2 separate regions of the Homo sapiens genome follow, and region 2 is linked to region 1. Evidence: chromatin loops called from intact Hi-C (ENCODE). Cell type or tissue: K562. All regions are shown on one strand. Links, peaks and the distances in the headings refer to the core of each region. The heading gives the core; the rest is flanking DNA.

The links. Hi-C counts contacts between places; a loop is a spot of excess contacts. Peaks named below come from ENCODE experiments on the same cell type or tissue, not always from the same donor. Only the 100,000 strongest peaks of a DNase experiment are listed, where the experiment ranks them.
Region 2: it touches region 1 in a loop (2.1-fold over the local background); 4 of 110 quality-filtered maps call a loop at or near these places.

What each region holds. Positions count from the first base shown.
Region 1 is chr1:33,514,339-33,522,666 of GRCh38, forward strand. It overlaps CSMD2 (CUB and Sushi multiple domains 2), which reads right to left. Exons shown (of 71, transcript NM_001281956.2): 68 at 7,125-7,212; 69 at 5,474-5,612; 70 at 5,127-5,339; 71 at 1-2,232. The coding sequence ends at 5,180. Among named protein-coding and RNA genes, the nearest start is that of ZSCAN20, 46 kb to the left of the region's middle. RefSeq lists an enhancer at 5,251-5,787. In K562, for the core only: no CTCF peak of the experiment used is centred there; a DNase peak (open chromatin) is centred at 5,103; H3K27me3 peaks cover 6,643 bases.
Region 2 is chr1:33,601,535-33,609,862 of GRCh38, forward strand. It overlaps CSMD2 (CUB and Sushi multiple domains 2), which reads right to left. Exons shown (of 71, transcript NM_001281956.2): 42 at 3,748-3,936; 43 at 835-1,012. Among named protein-coding and RNA genes, the nearest start is that of ZSCAN20, 130 kb to the left of the region's middle. RefSeq lists enhancers at 3,451-4,650, 5,928-6,428, 6,429-6,929. In K562, for the core only: no CTCF peak of the experiment used is centred there; no DNase peak of the experiment used is centred there; H3K27me3 peaks cover 1,834 bases.

The DNA.
Region 1 (8,328 bases), core at 216-8,215:
ACAAAAGATTTTTTTTGTCTTTGTTTTACTTTTTTTTTTTTCCTCATGGGATGGTGATGGGTATATGGCGTAGATGGTGGGTGAAGGGCCTCATCTGCCCTGTTCCCTTCCAAGCCTCTGGAGGTGGAGAGAAATGTCAGGGGTGCGGAGGGTGATGCCCAGCAGAGTGCTGGGTGCCCCACCAGCAGGTGCTCCTCGAGCATCTCATGGAACTTTACAAGGAGACGCAGGGGAGGGGTGGGGGGCGGGAATAGGCATCCGCTGGGTGGTCTGAGAGGGGCATAAGAAGGGGGAAGGGAGCAGTCGAAGGAGAGGAGTGTAAGGGGGAAGGGAGCATAAGAAATTGGGAGGGGAGCTTCCTGCACTTGTTTCCAGCCAAGGAAAGAGATGAGAGTGTGAGTGTGTCTGGATTGGCCCTCTCCCTCCAGGCCCAGGGGGGTGCCGTGTCCCAGAGGTGGTGTGGCCAGGGGTAGGCTCCTGCCTCTGTCAGCCTCCATTGTGTCTGCTGGAAATGGACGCCTCTCACTTTCCTCTGGCCACTCTTAACATCAGTCAGATCTTCTAATTGTTCCAATCTAGAATTTGCTTAAGAACCAGGTGTCGCTGTCCCTCCGCTCCTGCACATTTCTATTTGCTATTTCAATATGTGACATGAATCTCTGAGGCCAGCATGTCACACGTATACAGGGGCTTAAGCTTGTGGGGGCCTTCCCGAGGACAGAGAAAGTGGCCCTAAATGCTATACTTTGATTCCTAAACTCATGAACTTCCCAACAATTCTCATGGAATTCATGAACGACCCAAGCATGATATAGCTGTCAAAATCAATCAAACCCACTCGCAAGGAGCTGGAGAGGTGTGACTTTCAGCCACTCTGTTGTTTTGATTCAGGACCTGCCAGGTCTTTTGCTGGCTATGGTCAGCGGCTGCTGGGAGCCAAGGAGCCAGCACCAACCGTGGGAGGCCTGGGGAGTTGAATCCTTGCCCCGAAGCTGCCTACGCGGAGACAGCAGAACCCAGATAGGACACACAGGTGTCTTGCCTGGCTTTCCAGACCTGGCCACAGTGCTACTGTAGAGATTCATCGGCTCCTCCCTTCTTAGCTGCCCCTTCTAGAACAGGGTTTCTGGCAGCTGGTGTAGTGGACTTTGGGGCAGACTGATCTGGGTTTGCATTCTGACTCCACACTTCCTAACTCTGTCTTTACCTTTGCAGGCTTCTGTTTTCTCATCTGTCAAAGGGGAATAACAAATCCTACATTTTGGTGTTATTGTGCAGACTAGAAATACTACAGGTAAAGTGTCAGGCACAGAGAATAACCCCAGTACATGATAGCCATTGTTTTTTGGGTACTGGGGCAGGCTTGCTCCCCTGTTCTCTCAAGGACCCTGCTGCTGCCCCCAGACTTGGCATCCTGTCTGGGCCACAGACTTGTCTTCTCTTCTCTTTGTCAGTTGACAGCCAGACTTGACCTTGGGCTCCTGGCCAGACTCCTGCCCTATCCTCCCCGGCTCTCCCTTCTTTCCCAGTGCTTCCCAGGACCCAAATGACTTTTTAATCCACTGGGTTTAGAACTCAATAAAACAGTGTTTGAAAAAAATAAAGAAACTGATTTTCAATCTATTTCCAAAGACTTTTTTCCTGCCCTTGGGGTAATCCTTGCTGCCGCTGTGCAGATGGGCCGTTCATCAGCAGACAGCTGGTTTCTGCACGCTGACCGGGTTTCTGCACTCTGACCGCATGATGGGATGTGTCCTACTGTTACAGTCACCGAGTCACCATGTCCTCACACATGGGATGGGCGGGGGGCATATTGTTTTGAAAGCTGACCGTACCTCCCCCTCTTCATCTCTTCTCTGTGTGGGGAACAGGGCATGAAGCATCCTTCATGCGCACTTCTAGTTTTGAAGCCTTTATGGTCTCTTCCATAGGACGTGAATGAAGGAGAGGTGTGTGTGTTTGTGTGTGATCAGGCCCATACACACACACACACACACAGATCCACAAGTTGCTTTGCTATTTTAAATCCATAAACTTTCTTCCTCTGTCTGCAGCCCCTCTTCCTTTTCTGCCTTTTCAGGACACGGCAGGAGTCCTCTCCAGGGTAACTGGCATAGATGGCGGCAGGGCGAGGGCCTGAGTCCCAGCAGTAGCAGACACAGGCAAGGAGACGAACGAAGATGGGCACTGGGCACTGTGCTCAGGGGAGCCTACTTCCTGCCCCCTGGGGAACTGGGAACAAACAGATCACACCTGAGTTTGCAAAGAAAAAAGAGGCAGTGGGAGGGGAGGGGCCGGGAGCAGAGGAGGAAAAGCAAAGCGGCAAAGAAAAGAAGGCACAAGCGGGAAAGAGATGAGTCACCTCAATCTTCACTTTGATTTTTAATCTTCCCAGGTTGGGGATGGGGGTAGGTAGGGAATACGTGCAGCAGAACATGTATTTTTCTGTCTTTTTCCCTTGCAGGGCCAACTTCGCCATTAGACCTGGAGGCCCAGTGCTTGGGGGCCACCATACTTTTAGGAACCCAGGAAAACATTCTAATTTTAGTTTCTTTCAAAATCAGATGAAAAAAAAAAAATGACTAGGATAATAATGGCTCTGTAATAAAGAATCCAGGCTGGATTATATTCATTTTTGTAGTGACACAGTTGTGAAATCTCATTTTTGATACTTTTTTTTAATGGAGGAAGGGTTGGCAAACATCATCACACAGCCCTGTTCCCCCGCCCTGTTACTCACTGACCGCACAGGCCTCGTTGCTTCCTTAGTAGGGTGTTTATTTTAATTTCAGCTTTTCTCCTTGGCATTATTTAAAAAAAAATTACCATCTAGTCACTCATTTGCAATGTGTGTGTGTCTGTTCAGGGTGGCTCTTGCTTTCTTTATGCTCCAGCTGTGGGCAGAAGTGGTCAGAGGGGCCCTGCTGGAGACCTGTGGGCTGGGCAGTGGGTTCAGAGCCTGCTGGCAAGGGGCCAATGCTGAGGGCTGGCCAGATGTGGAGCCACCAACCCCAGCCGACCCGGAGGTGACAGCATGGCGCACACCAGCACCTGGAACCCAGCAGAACCCAGGTGTGGAGCAAGAGTGACTGTGTGGAGGTCAGCGGCATTCTTGTTTCTTTCTTACACTGTTCAATAATTCATGCAGTGAATCAGATTCATCACTGATCATCTCCAAGCCCCGATTTACATCATCAGAGGGGATTTTTCTTTTTCTCTTTTGCCTTCTATTGATAAGAGTTCTGAGAAGGAAAAAATAAAGATTGGGCATACAGATGAAACTTGAGGAGTAATTTTGGCATGCTAAAACAATCCCACTGGAATAAGGGGGAACCCTTATTTAAATGTTTGTTTTGGAGAGACGTAAAAAGATGGGGAAAAGCTCTTTCCATAAATTGTTTGTATTCAGGAGCTGCATCTGCTGAGTCCCTGACTCACTCACCATCTGGGACTCAGGCTGAAACTGTGAAATCCTCCAGGAGTTGTGAGGCAGAAAGGGAGTAAAGCACGTCAGGGGCTGGGCAGTGATAATGACATTTGCTGCTCTTGTAACCCCCTCCGCAGGAACTGTCCCCACCATCTCTGTTGGTGGCCTTTGCAGGCACCCTCATAAAAGCCTGTTTCCTCGCTGCACTGCCATTTGTGTGTGGCTGGGAGAATCTGCCACGTGAGCGGCCATGCACAGGAGCGTGGGGAGGGAGCGCAACACTAGCCCTGGGTTTGGCTGGTGGCCCACTTGGCGGATTTTCCACCGCCCTCACTGGGAATCCCTACCTGGCTGGCTCTGTGACTCTTCTCCCCAGAGTCCTTCAGCACAGGACCTGAGAGGGGGCACCTGCCTATCCCCAGAAAGCGGGATGTGTGGGAGAAGACAGTTCTCAGAGGGGTGCAGCTTGGACATCGTGTTGGGGCAACTCCTGAAGGGTCATAGGTCCCAGAGGTGAGGGTGTCATCGAAGGAGGACACAGTGAGGAAGAGGCAGTGCCTTTTAGATTCATCAGTTCCTTCCCAGTGGGCCTGTCAGATGCATGCCTGTGTGCATGTATGCGTATGTGTGTGTGTGTGTGTGCATGACCGTGTACACGTGTGGGTGTGTCTGCCCCCTGTCTATATTTCCGGGAGCTCCTCCCCTCTGTTGTGCTCAATGTGGGGAATTTTGTAAGTAAACCTGCCTAGGCTATGGTGCTCAGTTGATGGGTCAAACACCAATCTGGATATTGCTGTGAAGGTATCTTTTTAGATAAAATTAACTTTGAAATCAGTAGACTTTGAGTCTCCATAATGTGTGTGGGCCTCGTTCAATCAGCTGAAGGCCTTAAGAAAAAGACTGAGGTGCTCCAAAGAGGAAGGAATTCCGTCTCTGACTGCTTTTGGACTCAAGATGACAGCATCAACTCCTGCTGGAATTTCTAGCCTGCTGGCCTGCCCTTTAGATTTCCACCTTGCCAGCCAATTCCTTAGATGAATCTCTCTCTCTAAATATATATTTATTTATATTTCTATCTCTATATAACATTTACATATAGCTCTACGGAGATGCGTATCTATATATAGATGGATAGGTATGGATATATCTTGATATGGGGTATATGTATTGCGTTTATAGTGTATGAATGTATATATATACACAATATACCTATATACACAGATATATGTGCATCTCTGTATAGCTCTACAGATCTCCAGGGCTTGACTTCGACCCAGAGGATGTATATATCCAGTTGGTTCTGTTTCTCTAGAGAGAAACAGACTAGTACATGCCGATGTTCTGCCAAGCCCAGGGGTGAGGAGCAGTTTCTGGAGCCAGTCAGCCTGGGATTGGATTTCGACCCCACCCCTTCTGAGCTGTGTGACCTTGCTCAAGTTAGTTTCTATGCAGCTCAGTTTTCTCATCTGTAATGGGGCTCCCACAAGCTTCTACCTCACAGGGCGTGCAGGGATTCAATATATTAGATCCACAAAGGGCCTGGTTCAGTGCCTGTTACACAATGATGCTCAATGCACAGCTCTCCTCTTACTGGGTGTGTCTATGTGGTGTGTGCGACTCCGTTGGGTGGAGCCCCTGGCACGCATAGGTCCCTGTCTGTGCTTGTCATGGCCTGTCTTCCTCCCACACCCCTGCTCACCGGCTGCTGGAGGCGGGGCTCTCGGTGGCGGTGGTGGCGGCCAGGCCGGGTGGCTATACTGCTGTGCACACTGTGCTGACTGTGAACTCCGCCTCGCTGGCCATGATGTCTGTGGGCTGGATGTTGCGGTCGTACATTGGGTTCTCAAATGTGGCCCGAACATTGGTGTTCTCGTGGCCAGCATAGCCATTGAAAGGAACTTTGGGTCTTCTCCTGGCGATAAAAGAGGAAGTGCCCACGGCATGAAAAGAGCGACACAGAGAGGCTTAGGGGTCTGGTGCGGGGGGCCCTGGAGGGAGAGAGGGAGGCCTGCCTGATGCCCGCCCTGCCTCCTTCCTGCACGGTACCTGTGCTTGTAGAGATAGAGCACGAAGCCCGCAATAATGAGGGCGATGAAAGGCACCAGGATCGCGGCTGCCACTGAGCTGCTGTTGGAAGCAAAGTGGCGGCCAATGGACTCGGGGTCTGACTCCAGCAGCCTGAGGTCTGTAAAGTCCCAAAGCAGAAAAGTCAAGTCACGAGACACAGTCTGAGGCTCCGTTGGCTACCCTCCCCGACTATACACTCTTGGGAAGCAGGGCTGCCACTCAGGGTGCTCCTCACTCCTGCTCAGCACGGGAGGCAGGTGTGCCCAGGGCTGCCCGCCTGCCTCCACGTGCACACTCAGTCCTTGGGGGCAGGGTCCTGCATGCATCTACCTTGTGCTGCTCAGATGGCACCCAGAGGACCATCCGCAGAGGAGCCTGAAACCATGGCTCAACAGAAACTCTTACAAGGGTGCAGCCCTTTAGAAGTCTCTAAAGTTCTTTTGGCTGTAGCAGCCTTTTATCAGATGAAACCTTACAGGCACAACAAAATATAAGACAGATGAAGGTGAAACTGTTCTGGTTGAAGCTGAAGCATCTCCTTCTGAAAGGCTGCCTCTCCTCCTTCCTCACCCTCCCCTGCAGACTGGGAAGGCTCAGAAGAACACAAGTAGAAACTGTGGCCCCAGTAGGCACCCTGCTAACTGAGGGGCTGGGGCTCTGAGAGGGGACAGGATGTCTGCTGTGGAGCCAGAACAAAAACTGTGATTTTCTAAGGCCTTTGCAGCGTGCCTGGCCATCTTGCAGTAGGTGAAGGGTGCTGTGTGGAAGACAGTGGTCTCAGTCCATGCAGCTCATGAGGGCAGAGCTGGGACAACTCCGGGGGAGGAGCAGTGTGGGTGGGAAAGGGTGGGAGCAGACCGTGGCTCAGTCCAGAGAAGCTTTCAGGAGCTTGGAGCCAGAGGACATGGAGTGGACTGCCTTGGCAGGCAAGGGCCCCGGCGATGGGAGGTGTCAGTGCCTGGGGTACAGAGAGGCTGTCACGCACCTGCGGCTGCCTCCTGTTTCCCCCTCCCCTGCTTCTGAGAAACCAGACCCCTCCCCCCACCAGAGTCTGAGGCTGGGCACCCAGAGGCTCTGGGCCAGGACAAGGCTCCAAGGTGTGGATGTTTGACATGGATGACAGGAAGCACGCTAGGTAAAGAGGCCAGGGAAGGACCAGGGAGGGAAGTGGCCTTAATGCTCAGTTTTCTTATCTGTAAAATGGGCACAAAACCAGTCTTCTAGGGCTGGGCTAGGGCAGAAACGACATCACAGTCAAGGCACCCTGAGAGCTCTAAGACACTCCACAGTGTCGTTGTTTGTTGAGGCAGGGGTGACACCCAGGGCTGGCTGGAGGGTGTGGCTGGGGGCTGTATCTAAGAGCCAATGTCCCTGGAGTTGGGGGCTCTCCTCTCCAGGTCTGAACAGGAAACTTTGTCAAAGGTTGAGTGGGTTATGCACATGTGTTTGCTTTTGGAGAGATATTCCATGGCTTTTGTCAGAATCTCAAGAGGCATCCCTGATCCCAAAGAGGCCAAAGCACCCCCGCCTCAGACTGTTCAACTTCCCCAGTCCTCTACCTGACCACGGCACACACGGTTTCTCTCCCACCCACCCGGGCCCACACTTCCGGGGGACAAGCACTAGTTACCCAGTCTTTGAAAGCCGAACTGCCCAAAGCCTTGGCCCTTGACAGAGCCTTGGTAGATGAAGGTGGCTCCGGAGGACTCTGACGAGACCTGTGATGGTGGGGAGCACAGAGAGCAGGTGGGAGGCTGCTGGAAGGATCTAGAACTCCTCTCTCATCATACACGCTGCCCAGCAGGTCACCCACTGACCTGCTGCTCTGACACACAGGGTTTGTTCTCTGCCCACACCTAGGCAAGGGTGGGTGTGACCGGGGAGCCCGGGGTGGGGCAGGGGCACCAGCTACATGTATGAGGTAGGAGGAAGATTTTATTTTCTACTGGTCAAATCACTTAATCTCTCTGTGCCTCAGTTTGTCATGTGCAAAATGAGAATAGTAACAGTACCTATGTCATAGGGTGGCTGTAAGGATTAAATGAGTTAATAAAGATGAAATACTTCAGAACACTTAATTTATAGGCCTTACATGCATGGTAGCTGTTATTACTGTGATGAAAAACCGCCTTTTGGAGCATTATGGAACACACAGAACCATGCTGAAAATGTCCCTTGCAGATTAAAGGTATTGGAGAGTTCGTCACAGTTCTAAGAGCTATTAATTTTTTAGGGGGCGTAGCTGGGGACATAACTCCTGCTACTGATGCTCATGTGACAGATGCAGACCCCCAAATGTGCAGTCTGGGGCCGCAGCGGCTGAGGGCATGCTGTGAGGATGCCTGTGCTCCTGGGTACTCCCAACCTATGCTCCATGGCTAGGAGCAGCCTCTGTCTGCCCTCCGCAGCTGTCCCCGCAAACACACCTTGCTGGCTATCAAAAGGCTCGACGCTTGTCTGGCGTCCTAGGCAGTAGCTCCAGCTGTTCCTGGCCCTCTGGATCCCCATCCTCATCTTCCCCTGGCCTGCACTGCTAGCTCCATGTCCCAACTTTGACCCTCCTGGATGGTGGAGTCTATTGTTCCTGCACAGCTTTTGGGCCACGATGATTGAAGCTGGCCCATACTTGGATTATGAAGGGGACCTACAGATACCCTTGGGCCTACCAAGGAACTACCTGTATGTGCCAGCCCCTGGAGAAGCCACTTGGTTCTCCTGATGTGTTTATAAAGCAAAGTCAACTATGCCACAGTCCTCCACCAGCTGGTCCTGTCCATGAGAATGCACTGTGACTCCCTAGCTCTCTGCTACTCTGGTCTACCATGACCTCTCGC
Region 2 (8,328 bases), core at 155-8,154, 87 kb after region 1:
CTGGTTACAGTTATCCAAGCCCTGGGAATTTTGGAAGAGAATTCCCCTAACCCCGATGATTCTCAGAATGGCAGTAACCACCAAACAAAGGAATTTTAAAATTATTTGCTCTTCCAAAGATCCAGTGGTTTGGGAAGAAACTGTCCAGGAAACTGCACATATCAAATGCTAATTTGTATTCCCAATGTAAAATTAACTCTTGTTGTATATAACTACATAACTCAGAGCTGAGCTGTCCAATTCAGCCACTGCCAGCCACACATGGCTATTTACATTTAAATTATCAAGATTAAATAACATTTAAAAATCAGACCCTCAGTCATATCCAAGTACTCTGTAGCCAGTGGCTACCATATTGGGCAGCATAGACATAGAACAGTTCCATCACTGCAGAAAGTTCTGCTGGAAAGTGCTGGCTCAGCACCAGATGACCAACGGGACATCACAAAATTCCACCTCAAATCTCTTCCATTAGTCTGGGTGGCTTAGCCCAGGTACATGTAGAATGTTGGTTTGAACTCTGGAAATACCGAGGAAAGTCTGTGTACCCACACCTACTCCCATTAACACACCCACTGGTACTTTCCCTGGCCCTGGCAGGGTTGCAGGCTGGGAGCCACTGCCCTCCCATTCCTCTCCCTTTAAGGAGCCATAATGGCCAGTTGGAGCTGAGCCCCATTCCACTATGTTTATTTGAAACCCAGGAGGCTGACAGCCTTTAAAAACCATTCACCTCTTGGTTTTTCTAAACCAATAGGTAACTGACTGGTAACCCAGTGTAGAACCCCAGTAATGCTCCTTTCTAATTGGCTGTTGACATGGCACCTGGCCTACCAGATGGTGATGAAATCTCCAGAGGGCTCTGTCTGCAGCAGGCTGAGGTTGAGGCGGACGCCATGGCCAATGGGCACGGTGATCAGCCAGACACAGTCCTGGGAGCTGGAGTACGGGCTAGGGAACCCCGGGGAGTACACAGTGCCGTTGGAAGAAGTGATGTTCCCGCCACAAGGGACTGCCAGGGAGGGAACACAAACGTAAGTGCAGGGCCTCGGTACCCACCTGAGAATTCAGATGCCTTCCTGAGGAAATCCCAGCTCCCAGAACTAATCATCCTGTCAGGGAGGTTGGGTGGGATGCGGAAGGGGAGGCCAAGCTGAGGATGGCTGCACCTGGTTCTACCCACCAGTCCCCACACAGAACACCCTGGCTGGCTCTCAATCATCACTGCAGGCCCCTCTGTGGGTCTGCCTCAGCCTCCCTCTTTCTCTTTCTTATGAAGAGAACTGCCAAGAAGAAAGGATGCCCTGAAGCTGTCCCCTCTCCCTTCCCAGGAATGGGAGGGAGCAGACGTTAGGGTCAGAGCTGCAGTGCTTTTGCTGGGAAGAGCTAAGAAATTAGGAAAGTCTTTCTTTCTTCCTCTTTGATCTGCTCTTTCTAGAGTGGTACTTGTGGTCTAGACTTCGAGTTGAGGGTTCCTGGGGTGAGGCTAAGGTTGGGTTCAAATCATAGCTGAACGATGTATTGAGCAGATAGTCTTAGATAAGTAGTTTAGCCTCCCTGAGTCTCCATTTCCTCACCTGTAAAATGGAACTAAGAATACCTCCCCCATAGGATTGTGGTGGTGATGAGGTGAAACGATGCAGGCAAAATGTTCAGCCCAGGCCCTGGAAGAGGACGCATTTGCTATGTAGATAAGATCCTCTCTCCTTATCTTCCTGTTCCCCAAAAGCAATACTCAATTTTAGTCTCACTGATTTAGGCCTCAGGCAGGAGGATGAAAAGACTTTGACATCTTCATGGTATTCAGAATCAGTCACCATGGAGGAAAATAGATGGGGATGGTGGACAAAAATCCCCAAACACCATGGTCCAGAATAATGAGTGTTGTAGCTGACATGGGGCATCAAGCAGACATCTGGTTGGGGCAGACCAGACTGAGGAGAGAGAATCCCAACAGATTCCAAGCAGAGGCCAGGGGTCCTGTGAATGCACGTACATCCTGAAAGTGGTGCACAGGTACACGCCATCCCTGCTACATAAGCTGAATATCTCCTGGGTGCCAGCCATGGCCTGGGAGACAGTGGGGAACAAGGTACTCTAGTTCTGTCCCAGGCACACACACCACTGGGACACAGCCAAACACACCAGCATCTGTAGCACAGGCTGGACCATGTCATCATCATGAATGCCACGGGGGTGTTTGGGGGAGCCCTGCATCTGGTTTTGTGAGAGTAAGAAAGGACTCCTTCTAGAATTCATATTTATACTCAGACCTAAGGGATGACTAGGGTTAAGTAGGCAAGGTAAGAGAGAGGAATGCTGTATGGGAAAGGAACAACATATGCTAAGACCCAGAGGCAAGAAAACATGGCACATTGGAAAACAAAGTATTTCAGCTTAGGCTGGAACATAAAATCTGCAAGACTGGAGAATATGGGAGGTCAGCAGGGACTAGGCCCTAACCTAAGGGTCATGTGTGCTATATTAAGGGGCTTAAAATTTGCCATTAGGGACATGGGAGAAAGCAAGAGAGTATGGTGTCAGAGAAGCCAAGGGAAGAAGGCTTCTGAGGAGGAAGAACAGCTTCTGGCTCAAGCTAGCAGACTGAGAAAGCGCTGCTCTTTTCTCTCTCCTGTGATGCCACAAAAAGACAAACAAGGTGTGAGAATGGAAGAAAGCCCAGGATGAGGCTTGTTGCACAGCACGTGATGGGCCAACAATTGCGGAATGACCAACTGGTTACGCAGAGCAGAGCTCTGAAAATCTGAAAAACTAACTGAGGCTATAATAGTTTTAGAAATCATGGTTTTACATTCCAACACCAGAACGGCTCAGTTTCGCAAACAAGGTCCTCTTTCCATCGAGAGTTAAACTGAGAGTTTGAGTCTGAGAGTGAGCCATCTGTGAAGTCCTCCAGCTCTTGTGAAATAAAGATGAGAAGTCCCACTTTACTGAGGAAGAACCTGAAGCTTAGAGAGGCAAAGGGGTTTGAGTTGGAGCCTGGGGTGATCTGATCCTAGAGCTGGGGCACTCTTTCCTGGATTACTGCCCTTGCTAAGGCTTCCTTTTTCAAGACAAATTTCTGCCACTCCTCCAGGAAAATGATGGGATGCCAGAATGAAGAGGGAAGGCAAATGGAACTGAAGTGTGCAGATGAGGGTGGAGGCAGCACAAGCTCTTGGTCACCTTCCTTCCTGGTTCTGGGTAAGGAAGAAGACCCAAGAAAGTGCCACCTCCAGCTCCCTGATAGATCAACTCAGGTCTCTCCAGCCCTGTGTAGAAGGAGAGTATAATGGAGCAGGGAGGGGGAAGATGAAGAGGGGAGCAAGAGAGTTCTTATAAAGAGGCTTCATGCTCTTCTCCCTTTGGGCAGGTGCCTGGATTAACTCTACCTCTCTAGCTCTCAGCATACCACTGGGCTCCCACTCCCTCACATGGAGCCTTCCCTTCCAATGGGAGTCCTCCAGTCTGTCAGGGTGGATCTTCCCAAGGGCTGGGTGTGTCTTCCTCTTGGCTGTGGCCCACATCTCCTCCAGGTCCTCCCTAGTGCTGGCCCGGAGCCCTGTCACCAGGACCCTCTCCCTGGAGAGGCTGGGCCACACCATGTGAAAACAGGATGGACCACAGTTTGCCTGGACCTCCAGCCCTGGAGATCCCACAGAGCAGGTAGGTGGAACATGGGATTGCTCTGGACCAGTCTCCACGAGTACCCCAGGAAGAACTGCTGGGGATGAGGGAGCGACATACCTTCACACTTGGGCAGGGGGTGGTCCCAGTTCCGGTTGGTGCCATGTTGACACGTGAGGACAGGGTGGCCAGTCAATTGATACCCCGGGAGGCACTCGAAGGTCACTGATTGTCCCACGTTGTAGCCAGCTCCCCTCACAATGCCATTGGCAAAGGGCTCTGGGTCTGGGCACTCTTGAAGTTCATAGGCTGGAAAAGATCCGGAGAAAAGGTCACTTTATTCTCTCTGACCAGAAAATAGGAGCGGCAGAAAGCATAGTGGTGAAGCCTCAAGATTTGGACTCAGATGGACCTTTGTCATGTACAAGTCATTGGCTTTGGGTAAGTAATTTAACTTGTGTACGCCTCAGTTTTCCTGTGTATAGAATGATTATTTTGAGGACTAAGTAGGATAACACATACATAGCTCTTTCCACAGTACTGGCACATGGTGAAAGCTCAGTAAATAGTATCTATTATTAGTAATTCCGTAGGAAAAGGAGGCTCAAGGAAGACATTGCTCAATTGAACCTCTATTCACTGAGTGCCACTGGGGGCCAGGCACCAGCCTAACTCCTTTCATGTTGCTTATCTCATTGAACCTTCACAACCAGGATCAAGATCCCAGACATAGGAAGCGGCGACGGGAGGAGTTGAGTTGGTTCTTTCCAACTCCGAGAGATCAAAACCTCTCAGGAAGGAAGAAATCTGGTGGGAGTAAGTCAAATCTGTGGCAAGGAGAGAAGCTTTTCAGAGGGAGTAGCTGGGCTAAGGGACGTGTGGCTGTCACAAAGCAAGTCCCTCCAAAGGGCAGGGAAGCTGTTTCCATGAGAGTGGGTGGCCTGACTCCACAGGAGATGCCTCCATGGAAGCAGCTGAGGCCAGTCCATTGGGGAGAGGCTGCTGAGGGATTCCTGAGCAAGGCCTTTGATGAATTGGGTCCACAGGACACAGAACAGCCTTCGTGGCAGTAATTGCGCCCACTCCACTCAGGAAATTGGCAGCGGGAGGAGACAGAACGTTCCTACAGTGGGAATCCTCAGTGGAAGTAGTTGGGACTGGATAGATGCTTCTTAGAAGTACATGTGTTTCTCATACGTAATAACAACATCAATAACGCGGATCTTGAAGATAACATTTCCTGAGCACTCACGTGGCTGTGTTATGTTTCCATTCAGTACCTCACAGGGAAGTCTCAGGGGGAGGAACTGGGCAGGTTTCCCTGGGAAATCATTGAGGTAATTGGGTGTGCCAAAAACTGAGCAACCACATGGGTGGGGTGGCTGCTTAGCCCCAGGACAGGCCTGGCCCTGCAGCACGGGGGTTTGGGCCGTTTGGCAACGAAAGTCTCAGCGGAAGCAGGGGGCCTTTTGCCCAGGGAGGCAACCCAATGGGATGGGTTGGGTCTTTACAGAAAGGCTCAGGGTAGCCACGTGGACTCAGAGACGGGGAGAGAAGGAAGGGAGTGGCTGTGTGTGGGAAGCCAGGAGCAGCCTTGATGAGAGCAGCTGGGCCTCTCCTACAGGAATCATCTCCAGTGGAAGGATCTAGGCTCTTCAAAAAGACAGAAACTTCAGTGAGAGTACCTCAACACTGAGAGAAACCTCAGAGCCTGTTCCCCTGCAAGAAGCTTCAAAGGGAGAGGTTGGCCATATAAGGCAGAAATAAACCCTAAGAGGAGGAAGGATGAACTTCCCCAAAGAAGGACTCCTCAGGAAAGCAAGTGGGTTTGTTCTAAAGGGACACACCTGGTGACAGTGGGAACACACTTCCAAACAAAGTGCCATAATCAGGTAGATACAATTTCAAGCAAAATGCCATTATTTTAAAACATTAATAATGATGATGCCTAGCATTTGGGGACAATTGTACATCTTAGCCATTTTGCTAAGTTCTTTATAAACAGAACCCTCCTGAGAAATTGTCATGGAACACATTAAGCATGTCGGACCGGGAGGCCTGGCTAGGAGTTGCTTATGCTGCTACTAAGAACTTGATGGGAATCTTTACTTAAAGAAGAGAAAAGAAGACCCTAGCATGGGAAGTGCAGAGTATCAGTTGGAGGAATTTTGAGAAAGAGTAAAGAGTTGGACTTCTAAGGAAAGTCGAGGGGCCATAGAGAGCTGGGTCTGACAGAAACAGCCTCAGTGGGGACAAATGGCTCGTTCATTGAAGCTGGGTTTTTCCCCAGAGGAAAAACCTGGGGAGAGTGGTCAGAGCTTGCTTACGAGGTGCCGCTCCGTACGGCGGAGGAAGGTGTAAACAGAGAGTGTGGGCTTATGGTCAGGGAGAGTTATTTGGGCCTATCACAAATGATGAGGCCTCTGTGGGAATACTTAGGCCTCTGGCCCTAGAGGCAACCTAGCCCAAGAGGTTGGGATCGCCCCAAACGAGAAGCCTTAATAGGGGTGGAGCCCAAGTCTGAGGGGAGCAGGTGCCCCGGCACCATGTGTGGCTCCACAGGAGTCCTTGGGACTGTGGCAGACAGGTGAACGCTGAGGGAGTGGCTGTGCCTGGGACTGAAGGGGAACATCCAGGCAAGTCCTGAAGGTCACATGCTTGTGGGAGGAGGGGGCCCATTATAGGGTGGAAGCCCCATTGGATGTCGCTGTGCCTCTCACATGTTGGGCCAACTCCTGGTGGAGGAGCTGGGTGTCTGAAGGCAACTCGCTGCCCCCTGGCCTCCCTACGCAGGGAAAGTTATCAGAGGAGGACTGGGCCTGTGGAGGCTGCAAACCTCAGTGGGAGAGACAGGCCCATCCCAGGGAGGGACACTAGTCCCGAATGTTGGCTTGTCGTCCAGGAAACCTCAGGGGGACAGCGGGGCCCCTTGTGCAGGGTGGCCATAGTGGGAGCATTTCCAAAGATGGGGGCTGGGGAATCAGGGGCGAGTGAGCCCAAGGCCAGGGCTCTGTGGGGGTAGTTAGGCCTCTTCTGTCGAGGGAGTCAATGGAGAATCTGAGGCGGTCACACAGGCACAACCTTTACAAGGACAAGTGGGCTCATCACACGGGGAGCACAGCGAGTGGCTGGTCCCATCACAGGGATTCAGTGGCAGGACCGTGCCCATTGTCTAGGGTGAAGGCACAGTGCACGGGGTGGGCCCAGGGCAGCTGTCCCTGGCACAATGGTGGCACTGCCATTCCTTATATTTATCCGAGAAGGAAGGTCTCAGGGAGAGAGCACTTGGGCCTGGGAGGGGTGCAAGGGGCTGAAATATGTCTCCCAAAATTCATATGCTGAAGACTTCACTCCTTGTGAATATGACCTTATGGGAAATAGACAGGATCTTTACCAAACTTATGGAAATTAAAATGAGGTCACTAGGGTGGGCTCTGATCCAATATGACTGGTGTCTTTATAGAAGGTGGGAATTTGGAGACAGAGGCACATGAAGAGCACCATGTGAAGATGAAGCCAGAGGTCGGGGTGATACTTCTAAGAGCTGAGAATGCCAAGATTGTCATGAACTACCAGAAGCCAGGGGAGGGGCCCGGACAGAGTCTCCCTCATGGGCCTCAGAAGGAACCAACTCTGCTGACACCTTGATCTTGACCATCCAGCCCCAGAGCCATTGGACAGTAAGTTTCCGTTGTTTAAGCCACCCAGTTTGTGGTACTTTCTTATGGCAGCCCTAACAAACTAAGACACAGGAAAGCCTTGGGGGAAGGCGTTGCATCTGTCTCTGAGAGGACATATTTGGGACCAAGTCCCTCCTGTGACATCACGGCCATCCGACGCGTCATGACCTGTTTGACAGGTACACACCTCCCAGATAATAGGCACAGACATCCTTGGGCAAGGCTGGCCTCTGTGATGAGCCTGCACACACCTTCCCTGGGTGTGGCAGCTGTGCTAACACCAGTGAAGTGGCTCTGTCTGGGTGCAAGGCCCAGCTTCTCCTGAGGCTCCCTCTAGATGACAAGCCCAGCCGCACTTACCAAAGCTTTCCCTGAGATGGACCCCGGAACCCTGAAGTCTCCTGCAGAACTGATTCAGTTGCACCCACCTCGTGGGATGCCCTTTAAGGCTTTCCCTAAATGAGAAGCCCAGTACCCCCTCAGTATTCTTCTCTGGCAAGGGAGGAGCTCCATCCCCACCATATTATTTCCAGAATAAAGAAGTCAACTCTCAGAAAGCTGCATATAGGATGGTACTATTTATATAGAAAACGTGGTCAAAAAATTTTATAAAATGTTACATATTTTTCACAGGTACATGTAGCATACATATATCCAGGCCTGGAAAGGTCACAACTAAACAATAGTAGCCGTTTCTGGAGAATAATCCTGGGTTTGGAGGCTATAGACAAAGAGAGCTTTGGCCTTACTTGTAAGGTTTTAATTTCTTTCTTGTATTTTTCTTTTTTTAAAAGATAAATATGTTTGTAAATTGTTTGTGTAATTAAAAATTAACTTTAAAAAACAAAATTGGAAAACTATAGTACGATCCAATTTTGGCTAAAAATATAGCTACAGCAATATATATACCGAGAAAAGCGGGGAATACATATTGAATTGTTGAAAGTGTGTATCTCTGCATAGGGTAGTGACAGGATGGGATTATGGGAGGATTTTGACTTCCTGTGACGGGTGTTAGGGC